Regions from separate parts of the Mus musculus genome. Here region 2 is linked to region 1. The links are chromatin loops, found by intact Hi-C in ENCODE. Cell type or tissue: heart. All regions are shown on one strand. Each heading gives the region's core, and the rest is flanking DNA. Links, peaks and the distances in the headings are about the cores only. Region 1 holds the start of Chrm5 (cholinergic receptor, muscarinic 5). Region 2 has its middle 41 kb from the start of Olfr1318.

Region 1 (12,629 bases), core at 2,812-10,811:
TGGTTCTTTCATTCATTTCTCACCCCCTCTGTAGGATTCCCTGAGCTTAAGGTAAGAGATTTAAGGGGAGACACCCCATTTTGGGCTGAATATTTCAATGTGTCTGGATATTGTCTGGCTGTGGGTCTCTAAATGGGGTAGAGATTTAAACAGAGAATTCTCAAAAGAGGAAACCCAAATGGCTGAGAAACAGTTAAAGAAATATGCAACATCCTTAGTCACCAGAAGAATGCAAATCAAAATTACATTTCAGGACTGGAGAGATGGCTCACTGGTTAAGAGCACTGATTGCTCTTCCAGAGGTCCTGAGTCAATTCCCAGCAACCATATGGTGTCTCACAACCATCTGTAATGAAATCCGATTCCCTCTTCTGGTATGTCTAAATACAGCAACAGTGTACTCACATATATTAAATAAATAGATATTTTAAATAAATAAATAAATAAATAAATAAACAAACTACATTTCAACTGTCACCTGTCAGAATGGTAAGGTCAATAAAACAAATGACAGTTCATGTTGCAAAGATGCAGAGTAAGGGGAATATACGCCTATTGCTGGTAGGACTGCAAACTTCTACAGCCACCGTGGAAATCACTGTGGTGGTTCCTCAGGAAGACAGGAATCAATCTACCCCAAGATCCCGGCACCACTCCTGGGCATATACCAGAATGATGCTCCGTGCTACCCCAGAGGCACTTGCTCAACCAGATCCATTCCTGCTCTATTCATGATAGCCAGAACTTGGAAACAAACTCAACAAATGAATGTAAAAAGAAAATGTGATATGTTTATGCAATTGAATATTATTTAGCCATTAAAAATGAAATTTTATAATTTATCAGTAAATTAATGGAACTGAAAAATAAATCATCCTGAGTGAGGTAACGCAGACCCAGAAAGACAGGTATGGCATACATTGGCTAATATGTACATATTAGCTGTTAAGTCAATGATAACCAAGCTACATTTCACAGAACCACAGAGAGTACATATAGAGTAAGGGACTGGGGGGTGGGGGGGACAGATAGAGCTCCCTAGGAAAAAGAAATAAAATAGGTAGCTATGGATGGAACAGGAGGATCAAGTGGGGAGGGAAAGTGAGAAGAGGACTAGGAAGGGAATGTGGAGAAAGACGGAGAAAATTAAAGGCCATTCAAATGGTAGTGTGGAAACCTAATACAGTAGAAACTTCCTAAAATATATACATACATACATACATACATACATACATACATACATACATACATGAAGGTGACCTGAATGAAATTGCCAAATAATGAGAGACAGGACTCAAACTGGATGTTTTTTCATCAAATGAAACTTCTAGTACCTGGAATGGGTTACATCTAATTGAAATTCTGGACATAGGAGTCCAGTGGAAACCCCTAAACAAAGCCAGGCTATTGCCAAGACTGGAGGTTGCTTGCTACAAATTGCAGACGAGGCCCAACAACTCGATGAACACAAAGAAGTCAAGCTGGTGCCTACATAGAGCCTTCACGCTACCTGCTAGTGTATGTGGTATAGGAAGGTACTCTGCACACAACCGAAGGAAAAACGGAAACACCAACTAAGCAACAACCTTTGATCAAAGTCTGCCAGCACAATGGTGGCACAAAGCCTGTCGAATAACCAGCCACTCTTTGATTTGATTTCAGGCCCACTCCACAAGAGAGAAACCATAACCAAAACTGCTTGGATGACCAAGAATCTAAGATTAGATAGCCCAGGGACCTAGGGTAAAACCAAATACTACTGTCCTACTAGAAGAACGCACCAATAAAATGACTCCTAAAGACATTCTGCTGCCCCATAGATCAGTGCTCTGCTCAGCCATCATCAGAGGAGCTTCCTCCTCGAATTCTTTACTTAAAAGAGAGCTACAGAAATAGCTACCTGTCAAATTTACATACACATTTATGGGAAACATCAAGATTCTAACATCACAGAGGATTACCACAAGTTCCAAACCAACCTAGTCTTCACAGTGAGTTCCACAACAGTCAGGACCAAATGAAAAGAAGCAGTCTGAAGACAAGGACCTCATGCTCTCTGCTTCCCGATTTTGGTGACAACGTGACCAGGGACCTCTCGCTTCTGTGTTCCCGACACACTAGATTGTGCTCCCTGAAGCCCTAACTCAGAATAAACCATCCCTTCTCTTTATCAGGTATTTCACTGCAGCAAGGAGACAAGTGACTAATACAGACAGTGTCTTGATAATTTGTGCAATCTGGCCTCAGATTTACTATTCTCCAACAGCAGCCTCCCAAGTAGCTAGAATTACATCCTAGCCACCAGCCCCCGTAGAGTTCTGATGCACAGAGAAAGCATCATCAATGATGAGAAGAACACACCAGAACCTCCTGCATTGCAAGAAGCTATGAAGGTGGATTTTCTGATATTGTTTGTACTTTTTAAAAAATGTATATAAGTACACTGTAGCTGTCTTCACACACACCAGAAGAGGACATTGGATCTCATTACAGATGGTGAACCACCATGTGGTTGCTAGGAATTGAACTCCGGACCTCTGGAAGAGCAGTCAGTGCTCTTAACTGCTGAGCCACCTCTCCAGTCCCAATAATCCTATCTTTAATATATGTCATTGTGTTGGTTCAAAAGTCAGTTTTTCCTTACTTGTGAGATACCACAAGAAAGTGTCAGTCACACAGGAAGATCCTTAAGAAAATGAGCTGAACTTGTATATTTTTAATACGTTCGACCTATGTTATTTATTTTTTATTTTTGTTTAATATATTTTTGAGAATTTCACACATACATATAATCTACCTCCTCCAAACTATTTTCTTTCTTTTTTTCTTTTCTTGAGAGCTCCACAGGCTGCAATTCATGCTGCCCACATATTCATGGAACTGTCGCCTGGAGCAGAGTTGACCAACTAGTAGCCATACCCTTAAAGAAACCCCTAGAAGACACTCCCCTAGAAGCCATCAGCTGTCAACAGCTCCTCAGTCAGGAGCAGGAGCTCCTGAGCCCCTCCCATCTCCAGGCTGGAATGCTGACTGGCCTGGTTTTGCACAGGTCCTAGGCAGGCAGCCACACTGCTGAGTTCATGAGTGCAGCGGTCTCACATGCTCAGGGAACACTGTTTTGGTCACACTTCAGCCTCACCACACCCACCTCTGGCTCTTAGACTCTTTTCACCCCTCCCAGTTTTACTTTTATAAAAGAGAATCCATTCAGTATGTAGTCATTTCCAAAATGTGGGCTTGCAACATAGTGTCACTTGTTGACATCTAAGCCTCGGTACAACCAGAATTCTCAGGATGAGACCTAGTGATCAGCTTGAGTAAATTTGCTAACTTTGATGAACATTCAGGTTGGACAATCACTATGATAAGGCAACATTTGGGCTTTCATATAAACCTCACAAGAGAGCTTCATAATTCCTAGTCCAAGACCATGGAGCTTATAGCTTCTCACTATTTAGAAAACAAATATTGTGATGGTCAATCTATCTATCTATCTATCTATCTATCTATCTATCTATCTATCTATCTATCTAATCTATCTATCTTTGTCCATTAAAATGGGTCTCGAGCTGGGCGGCAATGGCGCACGCCTTTAATCCCAGCACTCGGGAGGCAGAGGCAGGTGAATTTCTGAGTTCGAGGCCAGCATGGTCTACAAAGTGAGTTCCAGGACAGCCAGGGCTACACAGAGAAACCCTGTCTCGGAAAGAAAGAGAAAGAAAGAAAGAAAGAAAGAAAGAAAGAAAGAAAGAAAGAAAGAAAGAAAGAAAGAAGAAATGGGTCTCAGTATGTAGCCTTGACTGGCGGAGAGCCTCACTAGATAGACCAGGCTGGCTCTGAACTCACAGAGATCCACCTGACTCTATGTCCCAAGTGCTGGAATTAAAGTCATGCACCACCACGTCCTGGCTGTTTGTGACAGTTCTAAAACAAAGCGTTGACCCCCTACAAATATAAGTCTCGTACAACAAACACATCTTTCTGAATTTTCTGTAATCAGGCCAACTTTTAAAATAGTTCAGCTGCCTTCTTATACTTGGAGAGTATAAGAAGTGTGAAAAAGAAGAGTGGAAAACATTGGTAGGATTTCTTAGAAAGAAATCTGCTCTTTTTCCTTTTTCTTTTGAACCAGCATCTCAATAAATTGGCCTTTTCCTAACTCTGGAGTCCAGACAGGCCTTGAATTGTCCATCCTTCTATCTAAGCCTCCAGAGTACCTGAGCTCTTAGGCCTGCATCGCCAGGTCTGACGTTCCACTTGTTATGTATTTTAAACATCTGCATCTACTACTTAGGGGTACTCACAGGACACAGAGGGATTCTAGCAGTACCTATGCTGTAAGCCCCAAGTTCCTGCCCGTTTTATTCTAGAGGTGATAGAACGATCAAAGCCCATGAGGCTCTAATGGAATTTGTTAAAGAGCTTCAAGGGTTCAGGCTTAGAGAACTCAAAATTGATGGAGCCATCCCTAAAATATACACTGCAAATTTCTACTGCCCTCCACACTCTAAGCTGTTGACCAGGTTTTCTGTAACAGACATTATCAGAAGATAATTTCCAGCCCTGCCATCACTAAACACAGCAGCTGGGATCCGTACTCTTATACTCCATCTTCCCTTGGGATACTATTGTTGGACCTCAGTTCCAGTCCCAGGCAGTTACTTCTGTTGCCACGTTAGGCCCCATGCCAGCTCACTTATCTGGAGACCAGAAACTCTAGCATGTTCTCCCATGTATCAGTTTTACCTTCTAATGTGCCATTCTCATTAGCATGAAAATGTGGTTTATTTCCACTTTTCTTTAAAAATAAGAAAAGGCCAGGCTAGACAGATGGCTCAGCACTTAAAAAGCACTCGCAGCTCTGCATGAAGGCCAGGATTCAATTCCTAGCATTCACACGGTGGCTCACAACTGTCTGTAACTCCATTCCTAGGAGACGACTCCCACTTCTAGCCTCCAAAGGGCACTTCATGCCTGCACAAACATGGTGCACAGACATCCATGCACACATAACCACTCTCCTCCTCGTCCTCTTTCCCATGTCCACACAGCTTTCTGACCACCGCAGCCCCCAAACAATTTAACAAGATACATTCTGATCTCCTTGGAACTAAACCCAGGCTCAAGCATCAGTCCTAATCTTCCTAGATCAGTCAGCCTTGCTTGAAGCAGGGGATTGCTGTCTCCTCAAGACATTCTCCTCCTGTTGCTTACAGGAAAACATGTGTTCATTAGGAGTGCAAAGATGAATATAGAATCTTTGCTTTTACTTCTTTTGGAAAGAGTTTGCTGCCAAGGAATTCTGGACTTTGTGACTTTCCCATAAATCTATCTACAGCAGTATTTCCAAGGCTTTTTATGACATGGCACACATAGAAAAATAGTAAGTTTCCAGAAGTCTGAGAATACTGCATAAGACAGAAGGAAAAGGAGCCCCACCCTCACCCCAGAACTGGGAGGAAAACACTCTCTCTCTCTCTTCCTCTCTCTCTCTCTCTCTCTCTCTCTCTCTCCCTCCCTTTCTCTCTCCCTCTCTCTCTCCCTCTCTCTCTCTCTCTCCCTCCCTCCCTCCCTCTCTCTCTCTCTCTCTCTCTCTCTCACAAACACACACACACACACACACACACACACACACACACACACACACACACATCCAGTGACTCCCTGTCTAGTCCTCGAATTTAAACTGTCTCACCGGCTTTCCTGTCCTCAGCGACAGTGCAGCCATTTAATATCCTCAGGAATAGGCCTTTCTGTCCCTGAAGGCCCAACTTTCTTCCTGGATGGTTGATAAAGCCGAGTAATATTAAGCCTCTCAATTCATGTGCTGGCACATCTCTTTTATGCTCCAAGGCACTTAGCACACTAATAAGCACCATTTTTAAAGCCAGTCAGTTGAAATCCTGCTCCTAACATTATCGCTTCAGACACAATGAGAAGTCATCTCTTCAATGAAATGAACCTTGGACTGCACTTCTTCTTTATCAGTCAAAAGAAGTGAAATACAGGTCACTTAATAAGAGCTGCCTAAAACTTTGTTTCTTCACACATTCCTTCGACAGGAGTTCTGGAGTTCTTCCTGATATTTAACCCACTGTGAGCACTTGTGTTTTAAACCTACTGCTTCTGGTTGCTACATCTGGTGTTCATGTCCAGTTTATGTGTCCCAAATTCAAGTCTGTCACACTCACACTCACCTTCCCCCTCCCCCAACTCCACTTTTATCCCCCACCCAACCCCCATTCCTGCCCTCCACTCCTCCTTCTCCCTCCAACCTCCCCCTCCCTTCCTTTTAAGCAATTCTATTTTTTCTTTTCTTTCTCCCTTACCTTCTCAACCCCCCCCCCTTTTATAAAATTGCCACAAGAGGGCAGCAGTTTCACACATATGAAAGATGCTCAGGCATTGAGGGCTGTTTGAAAAAGCAAAAGGATTATACAGTTAAAAAAGGGCTGGTGGTCGCACACGCCTTTAATCCCAGCACTTGGGAGGCAGAGGGAGGCAGATTTCTGAGTTCAAGGCCAAGCCTGTTCTACAAAGTGAGTTACAGGACAGCCAGGGATATACAGAGAAACCCTGTCTCGAAAAACAAACAAACAAACAAACAAAAAAAAAACCAAACAAACAAAAAAGTAAAAGACACAAAGTTGGGTGGGTGGGTGGGTGGGTAAGGAGGGGTGGGTCTAGAAGGGGTTGGGGGAGTGAATATGATCAAAATACAACATATGGAATTCTCGAAGAACTAATACATTTTTAAAAGAATAGCCCTGATAAAAATGTTACTACTGATGGCCTAGCAATTTCTATGGATGAAGAATGGTTTCAGTGGGAGAAGCAGGGAATGAGAGAGGGCAATGAGACAGGAAGACAAAATTCATTTGTTATGTGTGTAAAAATGTCAGAATTTTTCATTGAAAAACATGTAATTGAATTTTTATAGTCAAAGTCCAAAATTCATTAGGCAGAAGAATTTTGCAATGATAAAAATTATATACATATATTACTATACTGTTATCCAATGCAATGATGTGTACAGATATATTTCTAGAATGTTATCCAAAATGTATTTTGCCTTCTACCTTATACTTACCTTAAGTATTTCAACACTATGAATAGTTTTGATAATTAATTTCTTCAGTGGGGAAAAAGGTTCAACAATTCAGCATCTTGTTCTACGTGCACTTCATAATTTTGTTAGCAATGATGAACCCTAAATGAAAAAGAAAACTATGCAGAAGTGTGTGTGATGAGCGGAACTGACCTGTTTGTGTTTCTTCCAGATACTGGCCAAGAAGAGGGGAGGTAGCTCCAAACAGAGAGTAGCGCCAAACCTTGGACCAAATCTGAGTGTAATTTCTTGAGCCAGGATGGAAGGGGAGTCTTATCACAATGAAACCACTGTCAACGGCACCCCAGTAAATCACCAGGCTTTGGAACGCCATGGACTGTGGGAAGTCATTACTATTGCAGCTGTGACCGCTGTGGTCAGTCTGATGACCATTGTCGGCAATGTCTTGGTCATGATCTCCTTCAAAGTCAACAGTCAGCTCAAGACAGTTAACAACTATTACCTGCTCAGCTTGGCCTGTGCAGACCTCATCATTGGCATCTTCTCCATGAACCTCTACACGACCTACATCCTCATGGGACGCTGGGTTCTCGGGAGTCTGGCCTGTGACCTTTGGCTTGCACTCGACTATGTAGCCAGCAACGCTTCTGTCATGAACCTTCTGGTGATTAGCTTTGATCGTTACTTTTCCATCACAAGACCACTGACATACCGAGCCAAGCGTACCCCAAAGAGGGCTGGCATCATGATCGGCTTGGCATGGCTGGTCTCCTTCATCCTCTGGGCGCCAGCCATCCTCTGCTGGCAGTACTTGGTCGGGAAGCGGACAGTACCACCTGATGAGTGCCAGATCCAGTTCCTCTCTGAGCCCACCATCACTTTTGGGACCGCCATTGCCGCTTTCTATATCCCTGTCTCCGTCATGACCATACTCTACTGCCGGATCTACCGGGAAACAGAGAAACGAACCAAGGACCTGGCTGACCTCCAAGGTTCCGATTCTGTGGCAGAAGTCAAGAAGAGAAAACCGGCTCACAGGACCCTGCTCAGATCTTTCTTTAGCTGCCCTAGACCCAGCCTGGCCCAGAGAGTACGGAACCAGGCCTCCTGGTCATCCTCCCGTAGAAGCACCTCAACAACGGGAAAGCCAACCCAGGCCACTGATCTAAGTGCTGACTGGGAAAAGGCTGAGCAGGTTACCAACTGTAGCAGCTGCCCCTCTTCAGAGGACGAAGCCAAGGCCACCACTGACCCTGTCTTTCAAGTGGTCTGCAAGAATGAGGCCAAGGAAAGCCCGGGGAAGGAATTCAATACCCAAGAGACCAAGGAAACGTTTGTGAGCCCTCGGACTGAAAACAATGACTATGACACTCCCAAGTACTTCCTGTCTCCAGGTGCTGCTCACAGACTCAAGAGTCAGAAGTGTGTTGCCTATAAGTTCCGATTGGTGGTAAAAGCTGACGGGACCCAGGAGACAAACAATGGCTGTCGTAAGGTGAAAATCATGCCCTGTTCCTTCCCAGTGTCCAAAGACCCTTCAACAAAAGGCCTGGATCCCCACCTCAGCCATCAAATGACCAAACGAAAGAGAATGGTCCTAGTCAAAGAGAGGAAAGCGGCGCAGACCTTGAGCGCCATTCTCCTGGCCTTCATCATCACATGGACTCCTTATAACATCATGGTCCTGGTTTCCACCTTCTGTGACAAGTGTGTCCCTGTCACCCTGTGGCACTTGGGTTACTGGCTGTGCTATGTCAACAGCACCATCAACCCCATCTGTTACGCTCTCTGCAACAGAACCTTCAGGAAGACCTTTAAGCTGCTGCTTCTCTGCCGGTGGAAAAAGAAAAAAGTAGAAGAGAAATTGTATTGGCAAGGCAACAGCAAGCTACCCTGAATCCTTAGCAACTCCTCTGGAAAGAACAATGATCACAGTCTGGTTTGCTTGTTAAAGGAATGTCATCTGCCATTCTGAGTCCCTGAAGGCTTGTCAAGGTGCAAGGTCTGTTGTCAAACAAAGAGTCACACATGCACCTGCCTGTGAGGTGAGTCTTGTCCATTACCAAGGCCACCCAATGCCTCTAGAATTTGCCAGTGAATCAGAGAGACAGACTCAGGGCCCTTCTCTGGAAGTACACTTGAGTCACCATGGACAATAACTTCAGGAATTGATCTGTGAAGAACAGCAGGGACCAGGTGGAAATCTTCCCCTGCTACATTCTGTCATAGAGTGTTGTGTAACATGTATGTGGCCATATGAAGTTTTCTTATATCAGCAAGAATCAGGAGCGTGTAAGCCAGTTGCACCTCCAGATAAAAGTGTTATTCACCTGGCTTCTAAGAATATCACTCTTTGTAATGCAATCCACATTTATTACACAGCGATCATGTGCATTGTACTGTGGCATGTTTTTCTGATCATACACAGAAAGAATGCTCTTCCTCTTCCTTTCGTAACTATGACAACTCCTGCACCCATTGAAACCATGGTGATTCCCCAAACCATCATTCTCTCAGTATCTTGAGTCAAGAAGGATGCTAACATTGGCTTACTTGTACACTTGGTCTCCTAGAGGGGCCTTTATTCTGCTAATAATGATGATACATTATCACACATAGTTATTTTCATGCTTACCAATGGGGTAACTATTTTGCTAAACAAATATTGTGTATCATTTCTGGTGTCCATTTGGATTCACTTATTAAGTACATTGTGTTCTCAGGAGAAACTAGTTGTATAATAGTCCTGCCCAGGATTCTCTCCAGGATGTTGAATGCTTGTTCATTTATGTTGTTTTCAGGGTGTTGCTTTCTAATTTCTTCTCAAGACAAACCAAACACAAAACGTGGAAAACAAATAGGATTCTTCCCATGCTTTTAAAATGTCTTTAAGAGCCTTTTAAGTCCCTAACCCCCTCACCCAGAACCCTAACTCACATTCAGATATACACAGGTCACTGTCCTGTGTGGGATAGGTGTGCTACTTGGACAAACAGGAGGGGGATGTCTTCTTCTTCTTCTTTATAGGTCTTTTATATTTGAAAATAAAATGACTTCCTTGTTGAGACCTATCCAAATTCACCCAAAAGTGAGAAGCTCATAAAAGTACGCTTGAGGGTTCAGTGCAGCTGGCCATGGTCCTTAAACATGGAAGCTTCACTATGGGGAGCCCAGTGATGTCATCCCCCCCCCCTTTTTTGGTTTTTGAGACAGGGTTTCTCTGTATAGCCCTGGCTGTCCTGGAACTCACCCTGTAGACCAGGCTGGCCTCGAACTCAGAAATCCACCTGCCTCTGCCTCCCGAGTGCTGGGATTAAAGGCGTGTGCCACCACTGCCCAGCTAGTGATGTCATTCTTGCCACACATGCAGGAGGCACTGGATTCAACCCACAGCACCAATGCAAACATATAAGTTTCAGCTTTAAAAAAGAAGTGTAAGCTATAATGATATAAAAACAAAATTACAGACATACATTTGTATGCTGGAATTACTTAAAAACAGAATTTAACTGAACTATCCAAGTATTTTTATATAAACCAACTGGAAGTGCAGTGGTGCTCAGTAGAAAGCGCTTACCTGGCACGCTCAAAGCCCTGCTGCATTTGAGTTTAAGAGACAGACAGGACTGGGGAAAGGTGAACTCAGATGCTTCTTTGATGATTCTGAAAATAATACATGTCCAAGAAAATTAAAGCTATGAAATAATAAGTCAAGTTAGTGAAAGATACAGGGTAAAAGCAGGGCAATGGTTCACGAACAACTGACAGGTGGAAACTCCTGCCGGAAACTTTATAGCTAAATCTGCTGATATCTTTTGATGCTGTGTTAAAAGATTCTCTACACTTTAGCTGGGTGTGGTGGAACATACCTGTAATCCCAGCACTTGAGTGGTAGAGACAGCTTTGTCTCTAGCAAGATCCTATTTCAAAAAGAAAAAAAAAATTCTGGATTTCATTTCACTCAATGGAAGCCAGCTCTCTTTTAACCCCATTTTCTAAGATGATGGAAAAAAGAATTGACCTGGTTTCCTGAGAATCAGGTGTGTATCTGAGTTCTTCCTTTGATCCAAAAGAACGGAGTTACATACCAAGGAGGCTTCAGGATGGGAGACTCTTGGACAGGACAAGGCTAGTCCAGATGGCCCTCTATCCTATCCCTGCAGAATCTCATGTTGAGGAGAAACATGTTCGATGCACCTAGTTGTGGAGCCCTGGTGAAGAGCAGGTTGACACCTGCCAAGAACTTAGTAGAAATACTAATTGGCTCAAATCTCCGAGACAGAGGTTCCCAGGCCTACATGATACCAGAAGGGTGTGGCTTTACTTAAAAACCTGCTCTACCAGCTCCACACATGCTTGATTCTTTTCCTTTAAAGTCTTGGCTGCTGGCAGAATCCGAAATCTCTCCATGAAAATGGCATTTTTAACGCTGTGCTGAGTACTCGGCATTCACAACAGAGAGGTAAGCCAGTTAGAGCAAACTTACCCAGAACTGGAATGGGGAGCGTCTTGCTCCTCGAGACACACGGAACACTCTACTGTCACACAGAACCAACCCTTTTCACTTATCTTTTGAGAAATTGATCTTTATCATTGATTTTGGAAAGCATTCATGTGTACAGGGCTCCTCATGTCCATTAGCATAGACAAAGCACACCCCCAAACTACCTGAGAAAACAAAGGTTTCCTAGAGTCAGGCTGTTGAGTGGGTCCTTCTGAACGCAGACATCCAATTGTAAAGTACAGGGACTGGGAAGTGGGTGGGGCACAAGCTGACCAGACCCTAGGCCTGGGCCCCTGCGTCCTTAGCTGTGTCTGTGATGAACTATTTCCAGCTTTAACTAGCTATTTGTTGAATGATACATGCTGTCAATAATGTGCTTTGTTTCTCCTTGGCTGTGCATTTGGTGACAAGTCCCAGAATCTTGGTTTTCCATTCATGTTTTGGCAAAACAAAGCCCGTCATCAGTGGGCCTCTGCTTTGACCCTCTGGTGAGAGTCCTCTGAGGATAATGCTGTCCGTTCTTTGTAATTGTTAAATCTGTACCTGAACCCCTGGGTTTGGGTATATGGGTGTTTACTGTAAATATCCAAATCACAGGAAAGTATACTGTACTTGTGTCGTTCTGGATACTAAAGAAATGTAACCACACAGTGATTCCATGGAAAGTGTTAAAACTGGAGAATGCTCTCTGGTTAGCATGATGGACCCATCTGTATCAGGGTCCTACCCAGCTCTGCATGGCCTTCCCCTTTAAGATAGGATAAAACTATGGAATACACATCTTGCTACTTTCTGTGATTTGCCATTTCAGTTACCAATGACCACATTAAGATTAAATAATGATGATTTTAAAAGTCTATGGCTAAAATTCTTCCTTTCTCCTGTAGCACAAGGGCTAGGGACAGACCTAGAAACACAACTCTTCTTCTCAGACAGAGACCCTGCACCAAAGGCAACAGCTCCACTTTGTCACGTCATTTCACCACCACTGAAAGTGATTTTAATCGCCAGCTTCCTCTTGTCAGTTCATCAGTGAGGTTCAACATTATGCAAGCT
Region 2 (12,629 bases), core at 1,584-9,583, 280 kb after region 1:
CAATGAGAGAGCATGCTTAAGGTTTGTCTTCTTGGGTCTGGGTTACCTCATTCAATGCGACTTTTCTCATTAGGAAAAGAATTCATGATTTCATTTCATAGAGTATCTGTATGTGTTTCATTATGCATTTGGCAGCGGAAGGACTTTTAGAATGTACGCATTTCTTAGCTATTATGAATAGAGTAACAGTGAACATGCCTGGGCAAGCATCTATGCAAAAGGATGTTGGAATCTTTGGGCATCTGCCAAGGAGTCGTATGGTTGGTTTACTTTTTAACGTTTTGAGAATTCTCCATACAGCCTGCATCAGTCTGCAATCCCACCAGCAGTGAGTGAGGGTTCTCTTTGCCCGAATCCTCTCCAGTATTTGTTGTTGGTTGTTTTGTTGATCTTTGCTGCTCTGATCCAGGTAAGAAGAAATCTCAAAGTTATTTTGATTTGCATTTTCCTGGTTACTAGGAATGAAGAACATATTTCGTTGCCATCCCATCTTTTTCCTTCTTTTGAGAACTCTCAATTCAAGTCCCAGGCTCATTTTTCCAATGGATCATTTGTTTTTTTTTTGTTTTTTTAAATTTGAGGTTTTTTGTATTCTGGATACTAATCCTCTGTCATTTTGTGGGCTTCCTCTTCACCTGCGTGATTGTTTCCTTATCTGGTCAGAAGTGGTTCAGTTTTATGAAGTCCCCCTTGTTAATTGTTGGCCTTAATTCTTAGGCAAATGAGACCAGACTTGCATCAGGGAGGGGCTGCATATACTTTCCCTTTCAGGTTTAGGTCTTTGATCCATTTGCAGTTAACGTTGTGCAACGTGATAGATTCAGGACTAATTTCATGCCTCATGTGGACATTCAGTTTTGCCAGCATCTTTGTCAAATATTAAATGAAGTTATGTGTACTCCTGTTTGGGCCTTTCATTTTGTTCCTTTAGTTTCCATGTCTATTTTTGAGTCAGTACTATATTGCTTTTTTTTTTTTATCATAATGAATATATCTTAAGATCTGGAATAGTAGCTCCTTCAGCTTTGTTCTTTTTGCTCAGGATTGTTTTGTCTATCTTGGGTCTTTTGTGGCTCCATATAAATTTTAGCATAAGTTTCCTTTCTTTTCCTCTTTTTTCCCCCCCTATTCTTCTCCCCCTTCTCTTCTATATAAGGACTTTGTATAACAGAACTTAGCGTATTAAATTGACATTAGTGCTGGGAAATCCCTAATTCTGTCCCTTTTTAATTTAATATCTTACTGAATAGCCTACATGTTTTTTTTCCCATTTTTATTAGGTATTTAGCTCATTTACATTTCCAATGCTATACCAAAAGTCCCCCATACCCACCCACACCCACTCCCCTACCCACCCACTCCCCCTTTTTGGCCCTGGCATTCCCCTGTACTGGGGCATATAAAGTTTGCGTGTCCAATGGGCCCCTCTTTCCAGTGATGGCCGACTAGGCCATCTTTTGATACATATGCAGCTAGAGTCAAGAGCTCCGGGGTACTGGTTAGTTCATAATGTTGTTCCACCTATAGGGTTGCAGATCCCTTTAGCTCCTTGGCTACTTTCTCTAGCTCCTCCATTGGGAGCCCTGTGATCCATCCATTAGCTGACTGTGAGCATCCACTTCTGTGTTTGCTAGGCCCCGGCATAGTCTCACAAGAGACAGCTACATCTGGGTCCTTTCAATAAAATCTTGCTAGTGTATGCAATGGTGTCAGCGTTTGTTTTTAATGAACAATATTTTGTCAAGAAAACTAGCCTGACACTGGAAGCCCCAGTTCATGAAGTGATCATGAATATTTATTTGGAGGTGGGCATGGTGTTGCATGATTTAAAACCCAACACTTAGGAGGCAGAGGCATCTCTGTGAGTTCAAGGCCACCTGTTCTACAAAAAGAGTTCCAGGACAGCCAGGGCTGTTATGCAGAGAAGCCTTGTTTCCATAAACCAATAGATAGATAGATAGATAGATAGATAGATAGATAGATAGATAGATAGAAGGTAGATAATATGTAAATAGATATTTATTTGGTAAAATGACATTCCTTTTACATAGAGGCAATATCTTTGATGAAAGCTGTTATACAGATTAACAGGTGCATTAGAGCTCAGACCAAGAACAAGCGGTTTACTTTTTGGTGGCTCTCTTTCTTGGGCTTTTGTTGTGTTTGCTTATTTTTTTTGAGCTACCTAGATATGTGTATCTAGAGAATAAATATTAAGTAGGTAGTTTGGTGTCTGCTGTGTGTGTATATGGGAGGTCAGATGATTTCACTCAAAAATAACCAGCAGCTGGGTGTGATGGTTCCGGACATCAGCCTTAAAAAGTCAAAGCAGGAAGAATACAAAATTAATAAAATCCTGACTGAAAAGGTATGTTTTTAGTAATTGAAAAGTATCTTTAATGACTCTCAGGACTTCATTTTGCCACAAGTCCTAAGGTAGAAAACAACTCAGTAAAGCTTTTGTATTCTTGAGGGATGATCACTTCCCCTTGGGGGCCTATTAGCTGCTTTCTCTTATGTAGCTGTGGGAAGTCAGTCTAAGAGGCATTCTGCCTGGATTGAAGCCACATTGGCTTCTCTCTCTCTCTCTCTCTCTCTCTCTCTCTCTCTCTCTCTCTCTCTCTCTCTCTCTCCTCTCTCTCTCTCTCCTCTCTCTCTCTCTCCCTCTCTCTCTCTCTCCCTCTCTCTCTCTCTCTCTCTCTCTCTTTCTCCATCCCCTCCCCCTCCCCCCCACCAGTTTTCTTTTGCTACCACCTGTATTACTAAATATCTGTATGCTTTCTCCTTTTGTGTTACCTCAAATAGAGCCACATGGCAGGGGTAAGCTCTCTGGATGATGTCATTTCCGCTTTTGTCTCTAGCTGCATATGTAGCAGAGGATGGCTTAGTCGGTCGGTCATCAATGGGAGGAGAGGCCCTTGGTCTTGTGAAGATCATATGCCCTAGTACAGGGGAATGCCAGGGCCAGGAAAGGGGGGGGGGGGCTTTGGAGAGCAGGGCCGGGGAGCGTATAGGGGACTTTTGGAGAGGAAACTAGGTAAGGGAATAGTATTTGAAATGTAAATGAAGAAAATATCTAATTAAAAAAGAAAGAAAGAAAGAAAAGAAAACAGGTGGGTGAGAAAACAGGCTCCATTTATTTCCATGACCAGGACTTGCTTTGTTTCCATTGTTTCCAAAAATACATTTGCTCACTTATGCATGTGTGTGTGTGTGTGTGTGTGTGTGTGTGTGTGTGTGTGTGTGTATCATCATGCTCAAGTCATCCTGCTTGATGGCAAGTGTCTTACTTAACCTGCCCAGCCATCTTGCTGGTCCATGGTCAACATGGTCGGGTCACTAACAGCACAGTTTGAAGTCACCGAGGAGAGCAGAGGGGTATTGAGACAGCCGAGAACAGTAGTTGAAGATACTCTGTTGAGAACGGAGGCTGCTATTTAAGATTAAGAACCATGCTGTGAGAGTTAGGCCATGAGTCAGGAGCACACTGGAGGACAAATAGTTCTGGGTGTTTGGATTTAGCCCTAGATTCAGATTGATTAGTCAGTAAATATCTACTAGGTTTGATTTGTTCTTGCTTGTAGAACCAGCTTTGTAGACCAGATACACACAAGGCTATAAATCAGGCAGTGTGTTTATATTAACCAGTTATAAACAAGGAATGAGGACAGCAAAGCTGAACTGACTACTCTCGTAAAATACTATACTCTGCTAACTTCCGCAGTTGGACCCCTGTCTTTCTGAAATATTATAGAACCACAATTTCTAGCTCGGATGGTTTTCCTTATTTACTATTCACTTTATTTATTATACCACTTTAGCTTCTATTATGTTCCCACTTCTGTGCTGGATCATGAGTGTTCATGGTTTCTTCCCTCCTCGAGCTTGTGCCTGGTCTTGGAGATAGAAGTGGAGGTTTGCAGTGTGAGGTGTACAGAGAGCCACATGGGAGGATAGCTAAAGGACAGGTGTTCTTTAGGGAAGTGGTGCCTTGGAGGGGAAATGGAAAAAGTGGGAGTCTAAATTCCAAAAAGCTTCCTGTAGAACCCATCAAATTAAAGGTCAATATGAACTGCTCTGTTTAAAATGGCTTGAGTCAGGGCCGACCACTGAATAGCACTTCTAGCACCTGTGTCAGGCATGGAAAAATGTCCGGAGTTGTAGCTTCAGCTCCCAAGTTCTGAGCTATGGCCCTGATCAATCAGTCTTAGGGCACACGTTCAGTAAACCATCTGTGTTTATGTGTTTTTTGGGCAACTCCTGGACCCCAACACTATAAATAAAACCAGTAGTATTTCCAGAAAGATAAAAACTAACTGATATATTTTCAGTGAAACACATGAGCAGAGAGTGGAGAAAATAATCCTACTAATCTAATTATGGTTGGTGCTGAGGACCTGTAGGGAGAAAACGGAGAGTGTTGATGTGGAAAATAGCATATAAGAAAAAGTGTGTCATAAGGAATGGGATGGTAAGCCGGGCATGGTGTGCACACCTTTAACCCCAGCACTTGGGAGGCAGAGGCAGGAGGATTTCTGAGTTCGAGGCCAGCTTGGTCTACAAAGTGAGTTCCAGGACAGCCAGGGTTACACAGAGAAACCCTGTCTCAAAAAACAAAAACAAACAAACAAACAAACAAGGAATGGGGTGGTAACCAAGAAAAGAAAGAAAAGTGTAGTGGTAGTTCCATGCTATTAGAATTGTAATGTAATAAATAATATGCAAACCCAGCAAAAATTAAAATAAAAAGTATCTTTTATTAATGGCATAAGTATAGAACTCATCAACCCAAGGAACGTTAGCAAGACATTCCAGAAAGTAGTTGAGAGGCTGTGTACAGCAGACAAAAGCGGATGTCTTTATTTTAATGTATCCTAGTCTATAGCAAATTTTTTTTCATGCTGAATTTAGGAAGCATGACTCTGTACTTCCTGAGTTGCCACTCTTTAAACTGTTAAATGTCTTTGTATGGCTCTGTTAAAGCCAGGGTTACATAAACAAATGGCCATGGAGGTCTAGGCCTGGAAAATCTGGGTCTATTCTCGATGAGTAAAATGGTTAGGGAATCCTTATATCGTTTATTTTTATTTATAATTTTATGTGTGGGTATACAGTCTTAAGTGTGTGTATGAGTTTGCGTGTGTGTCTGATATTAAGATGATTACACAACTCTATTGTTCTTATTTTTTGGGAAAAAATGAACTGTGAACTGCCTTCTGTAGGACGTTTTGTTTTGTTTTGTTTTGTTTTGTTTTGTTTTGTTTTGTCTGTCCATTCTTTCAATGGAACTCTGGCTTTAAAGATCATAAAAACACTGAGGAGCCATTAATTCCGCATTGGATAGTTGTTGTTATTATTATATGCTATGTGTTATTTTTGCACAATGCTTATTAACTGAAAGCAGTCATGGTTCTTGGGTTAAAAAAAGAGATCTGCCTGCCTCTGCCTCCCAAGTGCTGGGACTAAGGATGAGTGCCACCAAGCCTGGCACTCCTTGTCCTTTCTGTAGCTTAGGATGGCCTCAGACTCACAGTATTCCTCATGCCTCACTCTCCCAGCTTCTGCAATTTCATATGTGCTCCACCATGCTTTGAGGATTTTACTTTTTTTTTTTTCTTTTTTGGTTTGTAGCCCTTGCTGTCCTGGAACTTACTCTTCAGACCAGGCTGGCCTCGAACTCAGAAATCCGCCTGCCTCCTAAGTGCTGGGATTAAAGGCGTGTGCCACCACTGCCCGGCAGGATTTTACTCTTTAATATCATTTTCTAATTGTAAATTATGTAATTGTACTAAAGAAAAGTGGAAAAACACTGAAAATTGATCTTATCTCAATAGTATTTTATCAAAACTAGCGGCAAAGAGGCATGCATTTATGTCAGCATGAAGAAGCATAAGATTATAAATATGTCTATCCTATAAGTACATTTTGTGGCTCTAGAAAGACCTCAAGCTAAGGTTTTTAGGAATTCTCTCTTGTCGTGTTAGGAATTAAATATAGGGCCTCCTACATGTTATAAAAAATGCTTGAAGTATGTCCCTCGTTCCAAGCAAAATTTAGTTTATTTATAGTTTAGTTTTATAAGAAATTTTTATTTATTATGTAGTATTTAAGTACGAAGCTCTCTTCATGATTAACATGTAGAAAAATTAAAAATAAATTAACCAAGGTATGAATTAAAATAAATATACCTCTACTTCACAACTTGAATGTATTTAGTGCATACAGCTTTCCCCATTTGGTCTCTGACTGAACAACAGCGCTTCCCTGCTGGCAGTGACTGCCACCTAGTGGCCATTTGGTATTATTTCATGAAACTTTGGTTGTCACAGTAGCAGGTCTGATAAATGGCATTAAGTGCATAATACAGAGATGCTTCTGAGCACTCCTCAGTGCACATGTAGACCCTCACTAATAAAGACTCCTCCAGGTCACTTCTGAGTGTGTTAAGAGATTTATTAACACTTGGAGAATAGAAATCAACCCCCATTTTATGAGTAGCTTCTCTTAAAATTCTGAAAACAGATTTTGCCAAACAGCAAATAATGATTTTAAAGATTACTATTGTCAAACATAATAATCAAGTGTAACCAATTTCATGTTAGCCTCAGATACCATCAGGCTATGGTTTGAAGTTAACTTGTGTCTGATGGTTAATTCCTTCTGTATGAACCTCTTCTGATCATGTATGGATTTTGTAATTCAGATTTTAAATACCTCACTGCTCAACTTACACCAATGGAATCGTTTTCTTCAAGCATACTAGTCTTAGTGCAAGACTAGAACACAATTTTGTAAAACAGGTGATTTTCTGCTTCTGCTATCTTTGTGTCAGGAGCTCCTTTTCAATATCAACTAAGAAGATGCCAAAAGCTCAAAACAATGTTTCTTTCTTGATATTTTCTGTCAGGTGACATTTCTTCTTGGTGTCATCTGCAAATTATTGTATTTTAATCAGCGAGAACATACACTCCTAGAAGCTGGACTTCTTGTTCATCATAACGTATGTTATTGCTGAGCATGGCAGTACACGCTTGTAAACCCACTATCTAGGAGGTTAAGGTAGGAGGGTCATTCTTTACTGCACAGTGAGCGCAAGGCTACAAGAGATTCCGTGTCACAAAAATAGGGATTAATATCTGTAACAAACATAGTTACAAAATGTACGATTTGCCCTAGAATATCAGTCTCCTCTCCCATGCCGCATCTAGTGGTCAGTCTTCCACTTCTAGGTAAATGTTATATTGTTTTTCCTTTATATATATGACAAATGTGGAACCTGTTTTGCTTATGTGTTTTTCTTTACATAACATGTCCTGAAGCTCCACCTAGTTTCCTGCAAATGATAGGATGCCATTTTTTTTATAGCTGAATAATACATTACTAATATATGTTAGTATATATAATTATAAATTATATATAAATATAAAAATATGTATAGCATTTTCATTATTGGTTCATCTGTTGGAAGGCAACTAGATTGTGCTCATAGTTTAGTTATTGTGAATAGTGCCACAAATTATGGATATGCAAATATCTTTGTCCTACAGGCTGACTATAGTTCCGTTTTGGATATAACCAGAAATGGTACAATGAATGGTTTTGTCGTTCTGTTCTGTTATTGTATTAAAAAATATTTGCTAGTGTAGTGTGGCATCTGTGTGTGTTGATGACTACCACACACGTGTTAGTCAGAGACAACTTTTGGGAGCTGGTTCTCTTCTTCTCCCTCCAAGGGTCTCTCATTTTTTGCACATCTCAGGCTAGCTGACCTGTGAGCTTACAGGCGAGGAGTCTGTCTCTGCCTCCCACATTTCCAGAGGCATAAGTGATATGAAGTTATCATAAGTTCACCACCCCATGAAGGGTCAATTCATAGTCTTCTTTCTAGTCTTTTAACCATGCTAGATAATTAGCCATACACATTTTAAAGAAAAACATATTTTCATACGTACTTGACTAACATCAAATTTTCTGTTTACTTTTTTTGAGAAAGAGCCATAATGATTTACTGTGACTTATACAGAATAAACATCAGACCAATCATAGTACGTGGTTCATGAGAAAATCAGTGTATTTTGTACGATTAATGTCAACCAAAAATACTTTGCAATGATAAGGAAAATATACATAGGAAGCTGACCTTTTCAGATGAGATGCTAAAACTGACCATTAGCATCACATAAGCACCACAGTCATGGAGAGAGTATGGTGTATATTGAGACTGGAGGGATGGCTCAGAGGTTAAGAGCACTTGCTGTTCTTCCGGAAGGCTTAAGTTTGGTTCCTAGCACCCATCTCAGGCAGCTCACAGCAGTCTGTAACAACAGCTCCTCTTCTTGCCTCTGTGGGCATCTGCACATGTATGGCATGTGCATATGTGCACACACATATACACATAAAATACATATAAAAAGTATTATATAGACAGAGCAATAGACACATTGTATAGTGAATGAGACAAATTTCAGAAATTGATCCCAATATACATAGTAGTTTAATATACAAAATATATTGTTTCATTCAAAGAAAAGGAATGGAACAAATTGCTATTTATCCAAGGAAAACCAAATAGAGCTCTTGCCTTACACCGTAAATATGTCAAGATGATTAAGTGTTGGTAATTTAAAGGACACACACACACACACACATACACACACACACACACACACACACACACACACACACACACACAGCATCTATACAAGTCTACAAAGAGTCCTTGTATAGTAGATTCGGATTGAGAGTCTCTGAGAATGCCATTCTAGACAAGAGAATACTGTTTAATATGAACCTTTCCTTTTTCCATAACTAAAGCAATGGTTTAAAAATCACCTTTCATAGGGCCTGACCCAGGAAAAGTATGACCATGGAGAAGTTAGGAAAGGAATTAGAAATGCCACATGAGAATGACTCTACAGGAAGGGAGGGATATAAGGAAGATATACAGCTTTAGGCCTTCCAGAAAGCCTGACAGGGTGAAATATGGGCAGCAGTTCAAATACACAGCCCATCTGAAAACAAAAGGGCACTGATGCAGTGTTCGGCATCACAGTTCCTTGAGCCTGACTCTCCCTGGTGACTTTATAACAGTTTCCTCCCAGCCCCTGGAAAGTTCCATCAAGCTCCTTTAAAATGTATTCTATATTCTAACATTTATAACTTGAGGAGATGGAACAAATGATGTTGGTTAATAGCTCTAACACTCAATTCTAATATTCTATGCACAAGTCCAATAATTTTTCATGCTGCAAGACAGAGGAGTTTGATGAAGATGTGAGACATACAGAGATGGGAGTGATGGAAAGTAAACAGGATAAAAAGAAACCAAAGCCTTAAGACCGAGGGAGGTAGTGAGCAGATTAAAAACCACGTCTGTGTAATCTCTCTCTATTTTTAAAGAACACAAGCTAATAAATAATTTAATATTTGGTAAATGGAAATATAAGTAGAGCTATTTCTTTGTCCATTTTCAGTTCCATGCAAATGTTTCCAGAAGTCTCACAGAGCAGATTAACATTTGGGTCTGGTGAAGGAGTTACAGGGTATTGAAGGAGAATCAAATACAGTACGAGTGCAAGGCATTTTCCCCATTAGCAGTTGGTAGTTTTCAGTATAACTTTCTATTTTAATAATGTCAGTAATAATATATAACTTCTAAGTCATCAGTAGGTAACTTATGTGTTTGGTTCTAATGTTGAAGATAGTACACCAACACCAAGTATTAAAAATCTTGTTTGATTTCTTTATTTCCCATTAATTTGTTCACTTTACATCCTGATTGCTTCCCTCCCTCCTGGTCCCCCTCTCACACAGTGCCCACCCCACCCCTTCCCCTTCTCCTCTGAGAGGATGAAGCCCCCCATAATCTTTCCCCCTTACCCGGCAAATCAAGTCAATACAGGGCTAGCAGCATCCTTTCCCACTAAGGCTAGATAAGAAAACCCAGTTGAGAAAAGGTTTCCATAGACAGACAACAGCTTTAGGGACAACCCCTGCTCCTGTTGTTGGGGATCCACATGAAGACCAAGCTGCATATCTGCTACACATGTGCAGGAGACCTAGATCCAGCCCATGTATGCTCTTTGATTGGTAGTTCAGTCTCTGGGAGCCCCCAAGGGTCCAGGTTAGTTGACTCTGTAGGTCTTCCTGTGGAGTTCTCATCTGCTTTGTGGCACACAAACCTTCCAGCAATGTTTCCACAAGAGTCCTTGACCTTTGTCCAATGTTTGGCTGTGAGTCTCTGCATCTGTTTCAGTCAGCTGCTGGGTAGAGGCTCTCAGAGGACTGATATACTAGGCTCCTGTCTGCAAGCATAACAGAGTATCATTAATAGTGTCAGAGATTGGTGGTTGTCCATGGGATGAGTGTCAAATTGGGCCTGTTATTGGTTGGCCATTCCCTCAGTCTCTGTTCCATCTTTGTCTCTGCATTTCTTGTAGACAGGACAAATTTTGGGTTAAAGGTTTTGTGGTTATGTTGATGTCTTTATTCCTCTACTTGGGGTTCTGCCTGGTTACAGTGGGTAGCCTCTTCAGAATCCGTATCTCTACTGAGATGAATCTCAGCTAAAGTTACCCCCAAAGACTGCTGGGAGACTTCCCCATCCCAGGTCTCTGGTACTTCCTGGAGATGTTGCTCCCCACTCCCCAACAGCTGTAGATTCCAGTCATTCTCCTGGCTCTCTGGTCCTCTCTCTTGTTTTTCCTCACACCTGATCCCTCCCCCTCCCCCACCACTCTCCCACTCAGTTCCCTCCCTCCATCTGCCTCCTATGACTATTTTATTCCCCCTTCTAGGTGAGATTCAAGCATCCTTGCTTGCTCCTTCTTGCACAGCTTCTTTGAGTTGTTGGAATGTATCATAAGTATTCTGTACTTTTGGCTAATATCTACTCACAAGTGAGTACACATCATGCATGTCCCTTTGGGTCTGGGTCACCTTACTCAGGATGACATCTTCTAGCTCCAGTTATTTGTCTACAAAATTCATGCTGTCCTTGTTTTTAATAGCTGAATAGTATTCCATTCTGTAAATGAACCACATTTTCTGTATCCATTCTTTGGTTGAGGACATCTAGGCTGTTTTCAGCTTCTAGCTATTACAAATAAGGCTGCTATGAACATAGTAGAGCATGTGTCCTTGTGGTATGGTGGAGAATCTTTTGGGTGTATGCTCAAGAAGTATATTTGGGTATTGAGGTAGAACTATTCCAAATTTTCTGAGAAATCTACAGATTGATTTCCAGTTTGCGATCCCACCAGCATGTGCTGTCACTTGAGTTTTTGAATTTTAGCCATTCTGATAGGTGTAAGACTATCTCAGGATCATTTTGATTTTCATTTTTCAAGTGACTAATGAGTTTAAATATTTCTTTAAGTGCTTCTTGTCCATTTGAGATTCTTCTGTTGAGAATTCTGTTTAACTCTGTACCCCATTTTATAACTGGGTTATTAAGTTTGTTGGTGTCCAATTTCTTGAGTTTTTTATTTTATTTTTATTTTTTTTAACTTATATTTTGGCTATTAGCCTTCTCTTGGATGTAGGGTGAGTGAAGATCTTTTCCCAATCTGTAGGCACCTGTTTTGTCCTATTGACCTTATCCTTTGCCTTTTAATGACTGTTTTTTTTTTTTTTTTTTTTTTTTTTTTTACTTCATTTGTACTTTGTCCTGATGTTCTTGTTCTGTTTCATTCTTTGGATGAGTTCTTTTTGACCTTGTCCTTTGTTAGATTACAGGGACACAGCTTCTACCTAGGTATCTTAACCTGTAATTGTATGATTGCATATTTTTAAGCATTATGAGACAATGACCCTCTGACCCAGTAGAATTAAGGAAATTATTGTTCTAAATGATTGAGTAAATTCTTTTTTTTTTTTTAAAGATTTATTTATTCATTATATGTAAGTACACTGTAGCTGTCTTCAGACACTCCAGAAGAGGGAGTCAGATCTCGTTACGGATGGTTGTGAGCCACCATGTGGTTGCTGGGATTTGAACTCCGGACTTTTGGAAGAGCAGTCGGGTGCTCTTACCACTGAGCCATCTCACCAGCCCTTTTTTTTTTTTTTTTTTTTTTTTTGAGTAAATTCTTTCTTTAGAAATTACACCATAGGGAAAAAGTGAAAATTTCTTTCTATGGTCCCTGTTTCAAGTTTGAAAATCTTTTATTTCTTTGTGTTGGTGTGATGTTTTATGCTAAAGTTTCCTGCTAAACTATTGAAGTGCCCTCTAGTATAGAATTTGTCTAAAGGAATATGAGGATATCGGCAATATATTTTTCCTGCCAAGGTAATTCAGTGAGCTCATCTGAGACTGTTAAGTCAATTTGATTTGAAAAACAAAATGTAAACATTAAAGTAATAACTAGAATAATAACCAGGAGGCCTTTAATTCTATTTGGATGGAGGTCTAAATTTATAGTGAGAGAATGAGGCAAGAGAAGACTACAAGCAGACATCATGTACACATGTTTTTGTTACCATCCAATAAAACTGAGATCGGCCTTCCGGTCCACTGCAGCACCAGGGTCCCTGGCCCGGGGAGTCTCCGGACACCCGCAAGGACCCACACAGGATCTGCCACGGGATCCTAAGACCTCTGGTGAGTGGAACACAGCACCTGCTCCAAT

Evidence for each region. Peaks named below come from ENCODE experiments on the same cell type or tissue, not always from the same donor. Only the 100,000 strongest peaks of a DNase experiment are listed, where the experiment ranks them.
Region 2: it touches region 1 in a loop (10-fold over the local background); 10 of 42 quality-filtered maps call a loop at or near these places.

What each region holds. Positions count from the first base shown.
Region 1 is chr2:112,475,508-112,488,136 of GRCm38, reverse strand. It overlaps Chrm5 (cholinergic receptor, muscarinic 5), which reads left to right and starts at 7,320. Exons shown (of 1, transcript NM_205783.2): 1 at 7,320-9,065. The coding sequence starts at 7,368. The coding sequence ends at 8,966. In heart, for the core only: CTCF peaks have their summits at 6,151 and 6,369 (motif pointing right); a DNase peak (open chromatin) is centred at 3,036.
Region 2 is chr2:112,190,726-112,203,354 of GRCm38, reverse strand. No RefSeq gene overlaps it. Among named protein-coding and RNA genes, the nearest start is that of Olfr1318, 41 kb to the right of the region's middle. In heart, for the core only: no CTCF peak of the experiment used is centred there; no DNase peak of the experiment used is centred there.